Linked DNA regions of Homo sapiens: region 2 is linked to region 1. Evidence: read pairs that join two places in POLR2A ChIA-PET (ENCODE). Cell type or tissue: PC-9. All regions are shown on one strand.

Region 1 (5,000 bases):
AAAGGGAAGCAACCCCATTCTCTTCACCATACACCCTTTTCCTGCATTTATTCATTCACCAAACCTTTTGATCCACAAATAAACTACAAGTTCTGAGAGGTTCAAAGATGAGTCAGATTTGGTCCGTTGAGCTCCAGGGGGAGAAATGCAGTGAGGGAAAAGATTTGTAAAACGACGTACAATATGAAGTGATAAGTGCTAATAACAGAAGTACAAAGAGAGGGGCCAATGCAAAGGAACAATGCTAGTAGCTTCCTGGAGCAGCAGCCACTGCGGGAGCTGAAACATTCCTAATCTTCCCAAGGAAGGGCACCACCCAAAACAAATTTCCTGGCCAGGACCAGCCTATGGTAAACGAGTATGCTTTGATACCCTGAAGCCCTTGAGATCAAGACCTTATAATCTGGAGGCTCAACATAAGGAATGCTTTCTACATATGTGCCAGTAATCTCTAGCTCTATGATGCAAATAAATCTAAGGAAGCAAGAGACTTTCAGGGGATGAACCCCTTAAAGGATGGAAGTAGTCGTGCATCCTATCCTTCCGTCAGAACCCAGCAGATCATTTCCCTAGTTATAGAAACATTTGAGTCTTTACCCCTTGCCATATTGACAAAGCTCTTAATTGGCTTGACCTATCACATTGCTAGATATAAAGGCTACAATCCCTAGACTAAGAAGTAGGTCTCCAGTTGAAGTAGGGAGTCTCAGTCAATGTAGGCAGAGTACAAGACCCTACAGCCTGCTCTCTCACCTGCCATCGTACAGACCAGCTTTTAGGGGAGCCAAGTTGGGATACTCAATCCCAACTTTTTTCCTTCTCTTCCATCTCACATACAGGAAACCTTACGAGAGAGGATTAGGGGCCTGAAAAAGCTGACAAGACGGCAAATATGGGAAGTGGAGCCAGTGCTGAGGACAAAGAACTGGCCAAGAGGTCCAAGGAGCTAGAAAAGAAGCTGCAGGAGGATGCTGATAAGGAAGCCAAGACTGTCAAGCTGCTACTGCTGGGTGAGTGAGATGGGAAGATGAGCCAGAGAAGGCAGGGGTCCTTCCTACTTTCCTGAAGGGTTGGTGGGTTCTACCTCACCCCATGGGAAGGAAGGGTGGCAGGTCATTTTTCCTCTCCTCTACACAGTCTGGCTAGGGGATCAGGAGATCTAGAGCTGAGTTAATATGGGGCCTAAACAGCCACCCCAAGGGGATCCAGAATGCCAAGGCTATTCCAGAGTTTTTCTACTCTTGAGCGAGGAATAGTGCAAGGGCCACCATGAACCCACCCATTTCCAAATCTAACCAAACCTAACACATCCTTTTGGCTTCAAGGACCCTGGACTTGCAGACTGTACCCAATCTGCAGAGAACTCTAAGCCAAGAAATCAGAAGAGAACAGGACCTTCCCTCACCAACAGGCTCACAAGTCCCACCATACAGTCAGTGCCAACAGTACCAGAGATAGTCCCACTGGTTTTTGCCAAGTATAGTGGTTCCTTCTTGCTTTCAGTAAAAACTTTGGAAGTAGGGGGCTCTGAGGAAGGAGGAATGGTGTCTTTATGTACAGCAGTCCCTTCCTGGCTCTCTATTCAATAGCTGCCTGCAAAGCTCCTGCCAGATGGAAGGTTCATCAACTTGATGAGCTCCTAAGCAGATCACTGGTCTGTGCTGAGAAAATAAAAGCACCTCAATTTGTCAGGGAAATTGATCACAGCTGTAAATAAAACCAAGACAAGAACATTTGAGACACGTGGCTTAGGAAAACAAACCACTGGTACCACAGAAGTAGGGTAGCTGGAGCAGGTAGGGTCTACGTAGCAGAAGATTAGATGCCTGAGCTGGGTTTCCAAGCCCCCATAAGGGATCTGGGAGCTGACGCACTAGGCTAAGGCACCTTCTTTTCCCCCAGCTGATCTGTGGCACAGTCGTAAGGACACACTAAAGGAGCATATCTTTGTAAGCTGGACCAGACTCTAAGGAGCCCAGGAGGTTACGCAGGGGGAAACAGAGATGGTGGGGCCACTGAGAGATCTTTTAAGCCTAAGCAGATTTCTTCTACATTCAGGATAAGCTGCTTAGAGGGAACAAGCACAAGCGAAATAGGAGGAGTTCGAGGCATTAGGGTAGTATAAACTCAGTACTAGAAGGTATGAGTTTTTGATGGAGAGAGCAGAGTGTGAATGAGGACATTAGGACACATTAGTCAATAAAGGGAACCCACTTAGCCCCATCCAAGACCAGGTTGAGCAACATGGTGAAAACCTGCCTCTACGGAGGGGCGGGGGGAAATGGCCGGATGCAGTGGCGCACGCCTGTAATCCCAGCGCTTTGGGAGGCCAAGATGGGTGGATCTACCTGAGGTCAGGAGTTTGAGACCAGCCTGGCCAACATAGTGAAACCCCATTTCTACTAAAAATACAAAAATTAGTCAGGCATGGTGGCATGCGCCTGTAGAGTCCCAGCTACTCAGGAGGCTGAGGCAGAAGAATTGCTTAAAACCCAGGAGGCAGAGGTTGCAGTGAGCCAAGATAGCACCACTGCACTCCAGCCTGGGAGACAGAGCAAGACTGTCTCAAAAAAAAAAAAAAAAATGTAGTCGGGCATGATGTCGCACACCTGGAATCCCAACTACTCAGGAGACTGAGGTGGGAGGATCACTTGAGCCTGGGAAGTCAAGGCTGCAGTAAGCCGAGATTGTGCCATTACACTCCAGCCTGGGCTACAAACCTGAGACCCTGTCTCAAAAAAAAAAAAGGGAACCAGCAAGGTGATGAAAATATAGTTATTTTGGTGAAATGATCCAGCTCTCTCCAATCCTACCCCAAGATCACTCTCCTGAGTCAAAAATAGGCAGAGAGGAGAAATGTTAAAGGACTCCCCCTGAATCTGTTAGTGGTTTTCAACAGGAAGATTTTGACTGCCAGTGGTCATTTGGAAATGTCTGGAGACACTTTTGGTTGTCATAACTAGGGAAGTGGGATGCTATTGGCCTCTAGTGGGTAGAGGCCAGGAATGCTGCTGAACATCCTACCATGCATGAGACAGCCCAAACTAAATAGTACTGAAGTTAAGAAACTGCTCTAAATCCAGGTTGAATGGCCTGAGCTCAAGCCTGCCAGAAATTGAGGGCAGCAGTCATCCCTATGTATTCTCCCCTAACAAGACCCCCAAGCAAGCAGTGGCTCTGACTTCTCCCAGGCCATCTCCTGGAAGGCTGAGGAGAACTGGTGGAAATCGAAAGCATAAGCATTTTTCCTTCCAGGTGCTGGGGAGTCAGGAAAGAGCACCATCGTCAAACAGATGAAGTGAGTAGAAACAAAGCCCCAAAAGACAAGATAGGGTGAAGAAGTCAGTACAGCCAGTGGAGGTATTCAAAGTGAAAGGCTCTTTAGCCTCAAGGAGCCCAGGTATAAAGGATCTGATTCCAATGCCCCTCATCTGTACCCCTTGTCCCTCACCCTCCACTTTGAGAAAGCAGTAGCAACAGAGAGATAGGATTCTTATGATCCTTTAAATACCCCCAAATTCCTAATCCCTTAGGTCTGGTTACTCAGGTCCAGCTAAAGACAGAGTGTCTGCCCCTTGCAGGATCATTCACCAGGATGGCTATTCACCAGAAGAATGCCTGGAGTTCAAGGCTATCATCTATGGAAATGTGCTGCAGTCCATCCTGGCTATCATCCGGGCCATGACCACACTGGGCATCGATTATGCTGAACCAAGCTGTGCGGTATGTGATTACTATTATGTGGTTAAGGGTGGAAGCAGAAAGGCTAGCAAGAAGAAACATACCAGAGGCCAACAAACTATATGGAAAGATGGGTAAGAAAAATAGTAACTAAAATCCCACCTGCTGGGTGGGATCTCACTGCTAGGTGTACTGTGTATACCATCTCAAGGCCCTTTACCCATCTACGCAGTAAGACCTTAAGGTAGACGGTACCTTTCTAATTAGCCTCATTTTACACATGGAAAAACTGAAGTTCAGAGAAGTTAATTAACTGCCCAAGGTCATGTAGATAAATAGCAGAGACTGCATTTGCATTGGGCTGCTTGACTACAAAGCTGAATATTTTTCATAATACACCACAATTATGCAGTCCTGGAGAAGTAAGCAACATCCACCCTTATTTTTACTGGGACAGGGTCTTCCTCTCTTACCCAGGCTGGAATGCAGTGGTGTGATCATGGCTCACTGCAATCTCACCCTCCCAGGCTTAAGTGATTCTCCCACCTCAGCCCCAGTAGGTGGGACCACAGGTGTGCACCACCACACCCAGCTATTTTTTAAAATTTTTTTGTAGAGAAGGGGTCTTGCCATCTTGTCTAGGCTGGTGTCAAACTCCTGGCCTTAAGCAATCCTCCTGCCTCAGACTCCGAAAGTGTTGAGATTACAGGTGTGAGCCACCGTGCCTGTCCTCAAGCCCTACTTTATAACACATATTTACAAAATAAAGCTGCTCACAGCTTCCTCTGCTTTTTTACTTTACCATTTAAATTGCTACCCTTGGGTTCCTGGCCATGGAACTTTTGTAAGTGAAATCCCTACTTCTAGTACTGGACTTTTTCTAGCTTTCAATCGCTGAAGAACAAAGGTGATGGGTCCCTGTCTTCTATCTTGTCTATTTCATGGTCAATCTGGCCTTTACATTTTCAGTCTCTCTGCAGCAGAGGACCCACGTTTTGTGGCGGTAAACTTTCAGACTAAGGATGGAAGCCAGAAACTCCAGAGAGGAAATACCTGGGACCCCTGCCCCGCTTTAGACACACCCCAGGGCTGGGTATAGTGCCACCCTCTGCATCTGGGGAGCATACTCAAAAATTCAACAGTATGTTTTCTTACATAGAATCTTCACTGGATACTGCTTCCATCTTAGGTCTTCGTAGTAATGTAAAATGATTTCCATTCAGCAGTATTCCCAGAAGCCTCCTGGAAAGCTATTACTCCTGTGAAGTTCTTAACCAGGTTTCTGCATTACAGGATGACGGGCGACAGCTCAACAACCT
Region 2 (5,000 bases), 520 kb before region 1:
CATTTCCATAAAGGCACCAGCCACTGCTTCTATAAATACCTCAGCCAGTTTTCCGGGGTTCTCATGTGACTTTGATGCCTACCTCGTCTGCGGGGATCCGTCGCCATGGTGACCGGGCCATGTGACCAGCCACTCTTCATTCATGACAGGTTGCAGTGTCCTGGATTGGGGGTGGGGTAGCAAAACACGGCTGGAGGGAGAGCCAAAGAGAGGGAGAACAAGGATGAACAATGAATAAAGATAAAGTTTCCAGCCTTGGGGGAGACTGCAGAGCTCTAGGTTTAGTGCAAGGATGCTCTGACAGAATTATCTATTTCCCCAGGCTGGCTGTCAGGAGAGGAATATATTTATTCAAGAAGCCTTGCCTTTGAGTCAGAGAATCAAAGGTTTAGACCTGGAAAGCATCGTAACAATCCTCTAGGCCACCACCCTTGATTATACAGATGAAAACAAGAAGACTCAGAAAGGTGGACTAACTCTTCCAAGGTCACACAGCAAGTCAGTTGCAAAACTGGGGCAAGAACCAGGCTATTTGTCATTGTCAGATTCCTCTCCATCTAACTGGGGCCTCTGGGCTGGGGTCTGTGGTGGGCCACAGATTTAAGTGTGACTCTGATGAGTGGAACTTTAGGTACCTTTGCACCCAGGTGATTCAACACAGCTGGAGTCATAGGTCCTCCAAAGGAGGTAAAAACAGATCATTTCATCTGTGCGAAGGCTCAGTCCTGGCCCCTTGGCCAATAAATGTGGGAGACAGTGGCTAATAAATCGTGAGAGGTCTTGCATTATTGAGCAAAGTTAGACGTCATCCTTGGTAATCTATGGAAATCTCTTTTTGATCAGAATGTCTCAGATCTGCCTCCACTGCTGAATCCCTCAAACATCATCAAGTCCTGTACCCTTCCTTGCTGGGTGTTGGGGATAAGATGAAGAGGCAGGAAAAGAACGCTTCCTGCCTTCACAGACCTCCCATGCTTACGTACGTATGGATAAGAAAGTAGAAGAGAATCTTGTTACCCAACAAGCTATGCTCTAGGGAGTTCTCAGGTCTAGAAATAGGACAGGCCACTGGAGTTGGGGAAGGCTTCCAGGAGGAGGTGAGGAGAAGGAGGTGGCCTGGCAGGCAGATGAGAAGGAGCATTCTCAGGGGCATCAGATAGTGGAGCAGGAATTAAGTGGGCGGGGTAGGGGAGAGTATATTTGACTGAGGTGGCCAAGCCTTCAGATAGGTCGGCTGCCAACCGCATAGCTGATTCATATGGTTCAATCACGTGGGCGCAAGCAGCTGGCAGTGAGGGTCCAGGAAGAGATGGATTCAGAGAAGACAAAAAAATACTTGCATTGAAATATTCCTGAAAGAGACCAAGAACAAAGCAGACATCATCACGGGGCCGGAAGACCGTCAGCAGCCGTTGTGAGCTTTATCACCACCTGGTCTTGAGACAGCAGTCCAGCAGGCTTCACGGAGGTTAAAATTCCCCATGCTGGAGCCTGGTAGCAGCCAGAGTGTCCCAGCCTGAGGCTCTTCCTCTCTCCTTCTTCACTTATGCCATCCTGGTGGATCTTAGGGGTAAGGGCAGAAGGCAGGGATGAAGCAGAGGGCAGAGCACCTCACCTGCCCCCACCCCAACATCTGTTTGCCGGCAGAGTAGACTGACCATCACAGCCTCCTCCCACCTGGAAGGGTGACAGCACGTAGTCTGATAAGGGAGGCTGTGCCAGCCCGTGTGAATGCCACACTTCCTCTGTGCTTCTCAACCAGCTGAGCACCCATGCTGTGTGTGTTTACCAGAACTGCAAGCTGCTGGAGTCCTGAGACAATGCCCAACCTAATTCTATAAACCCCTCCCCTGGCTTATAACAAGGGGCATTGAATGGAAGCACAAAGTCATCTTGGTGGGCCCGGGAGGGGTTGGTATTTAGTATGCCAGTGCAGACAGGGCACACCTTGGAGACAGACCTGAATCTGAGTCCTGGCTGTGTCACTTACTTTCGTGGCCTTGGGGACCTTCTTTAGTCTATCTGAGCCTCAGCTGCTTATCTTGCAAAAGGGGATAATGTCACCTGCCCTGATGAATGGCTGTGAACAGTAGACGCGATGATTACAAAGTGGCACATAGAAAGTGATTTTGAAGGTAGTAGCTTCTATTACAGTAGGCGGATGAATGGGAGCATTTCCTCGTGGGTTTCCAGCTTCCACCTCACCTCGAATTTTCCTGAGACTTCATACCTAGCTCCTTTCTGTGCATCATCCCTTCTGCCCAGGAGGTCCTCCCACTTGGCTCCACTCATCCAAAGCCTCTCTGTCCTTCAAAGTCCCATTTAAATGTCATTCCTACCTATCTTGCCTGATCACCTCCAACCCAGAGTGATGTTCCACAGGCCAACTCTTCCAGCACTTATGCGTGGCCACAGCACCATCCTTCAGCACACAGCACACCCTGCCTTTAACAGCAACAGTGAGAAGTATCTCATGGAACACCATTTACTGTACCAAGAATCTGACATATATGAGACTTGGAGAGGGTAAGTGACTTGTCCATGATCACACAGCTAAAAGGTGGCAAAAGTGGAAAATAAGCCCAAGCCCCTACAGTCCCATGCTTACACATGCTGCACATCGCTGCTCTGCATCCTTACTGTTACTCACTTGAACATCTTGACTCTCTCCAACTACTCCAACTACATTATAAGCCAGTGTGTGTCAGGAAAAACACAAGCCCTGGACTCAGTTCGAAATGGGTTGAAAGCTTGCCTTTGCCACTGACTGGGTGGGTGACCTTGTGTGAGTCGTTACCTTCTCCAATCTCAGTTTCGTCATCTTGAGTTACTGAAGGGTTCGTTTAAATGATATGACATGTAGTGATGGAGCTGTTTTATAACAACAAACATTTGCACTCATGCTTCCTGTTTGCTCCCAGGCAGCTGGGTACACAATGAAAGCTCCAGCTAATACCCGAGTGCATAATCTAAGCGCTCCTTGTGCATCCGTTCATTTTATTCCTTACAACGTTACAGAGTAGATACTGTTAGTGTCCCCACTTTCTCAACAGGTTAAGAAACTCGTCCAATGTGACATCACCAAACAACAGAGCTGGGATTTGACCCTAGATCCTTCGGATCCCAAAGCCCATGCTCTAAACCATGATACTATGGGGCCCCTCTACACAGTGGGTGATGGGTAATTCCTCATCCATTTCTCCTGTGAGATAGTTCAAGCAGAAATCACAAATTCCATCTTACAGATGGAGAAGGAAAAGCCCGGGGGTATTCAGTGACTTGTCCAAGGTCACAAGCCAGCTGATGGCAGAGTCAGTCCTAGAACTCAGGACTCCTAAACCCAGTGCTCCACGTTCTGTGAGCTGCTGCCTGTGGCTGAGGTTCCTGAGATAGACATGCTGGGACTCTGGGACCTTGGCCAGGAAGTTGGCCATAGGCCTCAGCCTGGGCCCAGGAAGCTTCCAACCATGGAGGAATTTGCTTTGAAGACAAAGGATGACTCCTGGCAAGGGGAGTTGTTCCTATTTCTGCTCCAGACAAATGGGAGGCTGCTGCAGATTCCATGATGAATCTTTTTGCGAAAGATGATGCATCACTTTGGGCCAGTTACATGCATAGTCTTTGGACATTATACAAGTCAATTACTAAGACCAAGTTCTCAGCACTGAGCAGAGATATTTTCATCGAGTCGCTGTAACGGAGCCAGAGCCTCCCAGGGATCTGGCAGGGAAGCTGTTCCACTTCATATTTTATGCTGGGGGTGACTGCAGAATGGTGAGACCTGCCCAGGTGCCCCGTGGGAAAGGCATCCCCTCCCATCAAGATGACTTCCACTCAGTGTTTGCCCCCGAGGATTATTCTGCCCATTTCAGAATCCCCAGCCTAATGTGTCCTCACTCTCAGCTGCCTGGAGTCAAGGAAATAAGTTTCCATTCGAGGCTGAACCCCCAAGTACAGGTCTGCAAATAGGGCCTTGCTTTTCCAGCCTCTAAGTCCCAGAAGCACTCTTCTATAAACTAGGTATCCTAAACATTTCCAGGTCATCTCTCCTGCCCCCTCAAAACCTCTTGGGCATTCCAGCCTGCCAGGCCAGTCCCTAGGAACTGCTCCAGGCCAGCAGATCCAGCCTCCCCTCTACTCTGCAAATGAGAAGCACATGGCTGGTCCTCCTGAGGCCAGGGATTTCAAAGCTAATATGTTTATTTCAAGAGGGTCCTTCTCTGGTCTGATGGCAGCTTTTGGTGTTTCAGAATGAAGGTTTGAGGTCCTGGTAAGAGCACTGTAGGCCTTACCCACTGGCTGTGTGGCATTGGGCAGGCCCTTAACCTCTCTGGGCCCCAACTGCCTCAGCTGAAAATGTGGCAGGTGGTCTGCCTAGCTCCAAAATGCTCTGATTCAGTCTCTGGGATTCCAGGAAGGCAGCTGGAAGTGGCTGGAGCAGAAGATGAGGGGGCTGTGGGTGATAAGAAATAAAGAGACAAGATTAAATGGTGAAGGCAGGGGCTTGAAGCATGGAGAGCTTGAATGTTATGCTACAAAGCTTAGATTTTATTTTAAAGGTAATGGAGAACCAGGGGAAAATTTTAAGCATGGGTGTAGATTTACCAAATTTAGCAAATAAGAATACCAGACATCCAGTTAAATTTGAACGGAACTGACCATCCTGTCTTTTATCTGGGAATCCTGCATGGGACCAACAGAGAAAGTTCTCTGGGCAGTGAGTGGAGAATGTATTGGAGGGAACAAAACTGGAAGCAGGAAGACACCATTTGGGAGGTTATTATTATACTCTAGGCAATAATTACAAAAGCTAACTAATATTTGTTGAATGCTTCTTTGTGGGTTGCTTTTTTTTTTTTTTTTTTTTGCCAGGCACTGTTCTAACTGCTTTACATATATAAATTAATGTAATTCTCATAACAAGCCTATGAAGTGTAGTATCTAATATCACCCCCATTTTACAGGTAAAGAGGCTGAAGCACACAGAGATTAAGCAACTT

The links. Peaks named below come from ENCODE experiments on the same cell type or tissue, not always from the same donor. Only the 100,000 strongest peaks of a DNase experiment are listed, where the experiment ranks them.
Region 2: POLR2A ChIA-PET joins it to region 1 with 7 read pairs; 2 of 35 experiments call an interaction of 5 or more read pairs at or near these places.

Annotation. Positions count from the first base shown.
Region 1 is chr1:109,608,763-109,613,762 of GRCh38, reverse strand. It overlaps GNAT2 (G protein subunit alpha transducin 2), which reads left to right. Exons shown (of 9, transcript NM_001377295.2): 2 at 840-1,010; 3 at 3,256-3,298; 4 at 3,582-3,723; 5 at 4,975-5,000. The coding sequence starts at 893. Among named protein-coding and RNA genes, the nearest start is that of GNAT2, 8.4 kb to the left of the region's middle. In PC-9, no CTCF peak of the experiment used is centred here; DNase peaks (open chromatin) are centred at 2,672 and 2,952; H3K27ac peaks cover 866 bases.
Region 2 is chr1:110,132,194-110,137,193 of GRCh38, reverse strand. No RefSeq gene overlaps it. Among named protein-coding and RNA genes, the nearest start is that of SLC6A17, 16 kb to the left of the region's middle. In PC-9, no CTCF peak of the experiment used is centred here; no DNase peak of the experiment used is centred here; H3K27ac peaks cover 90 bases.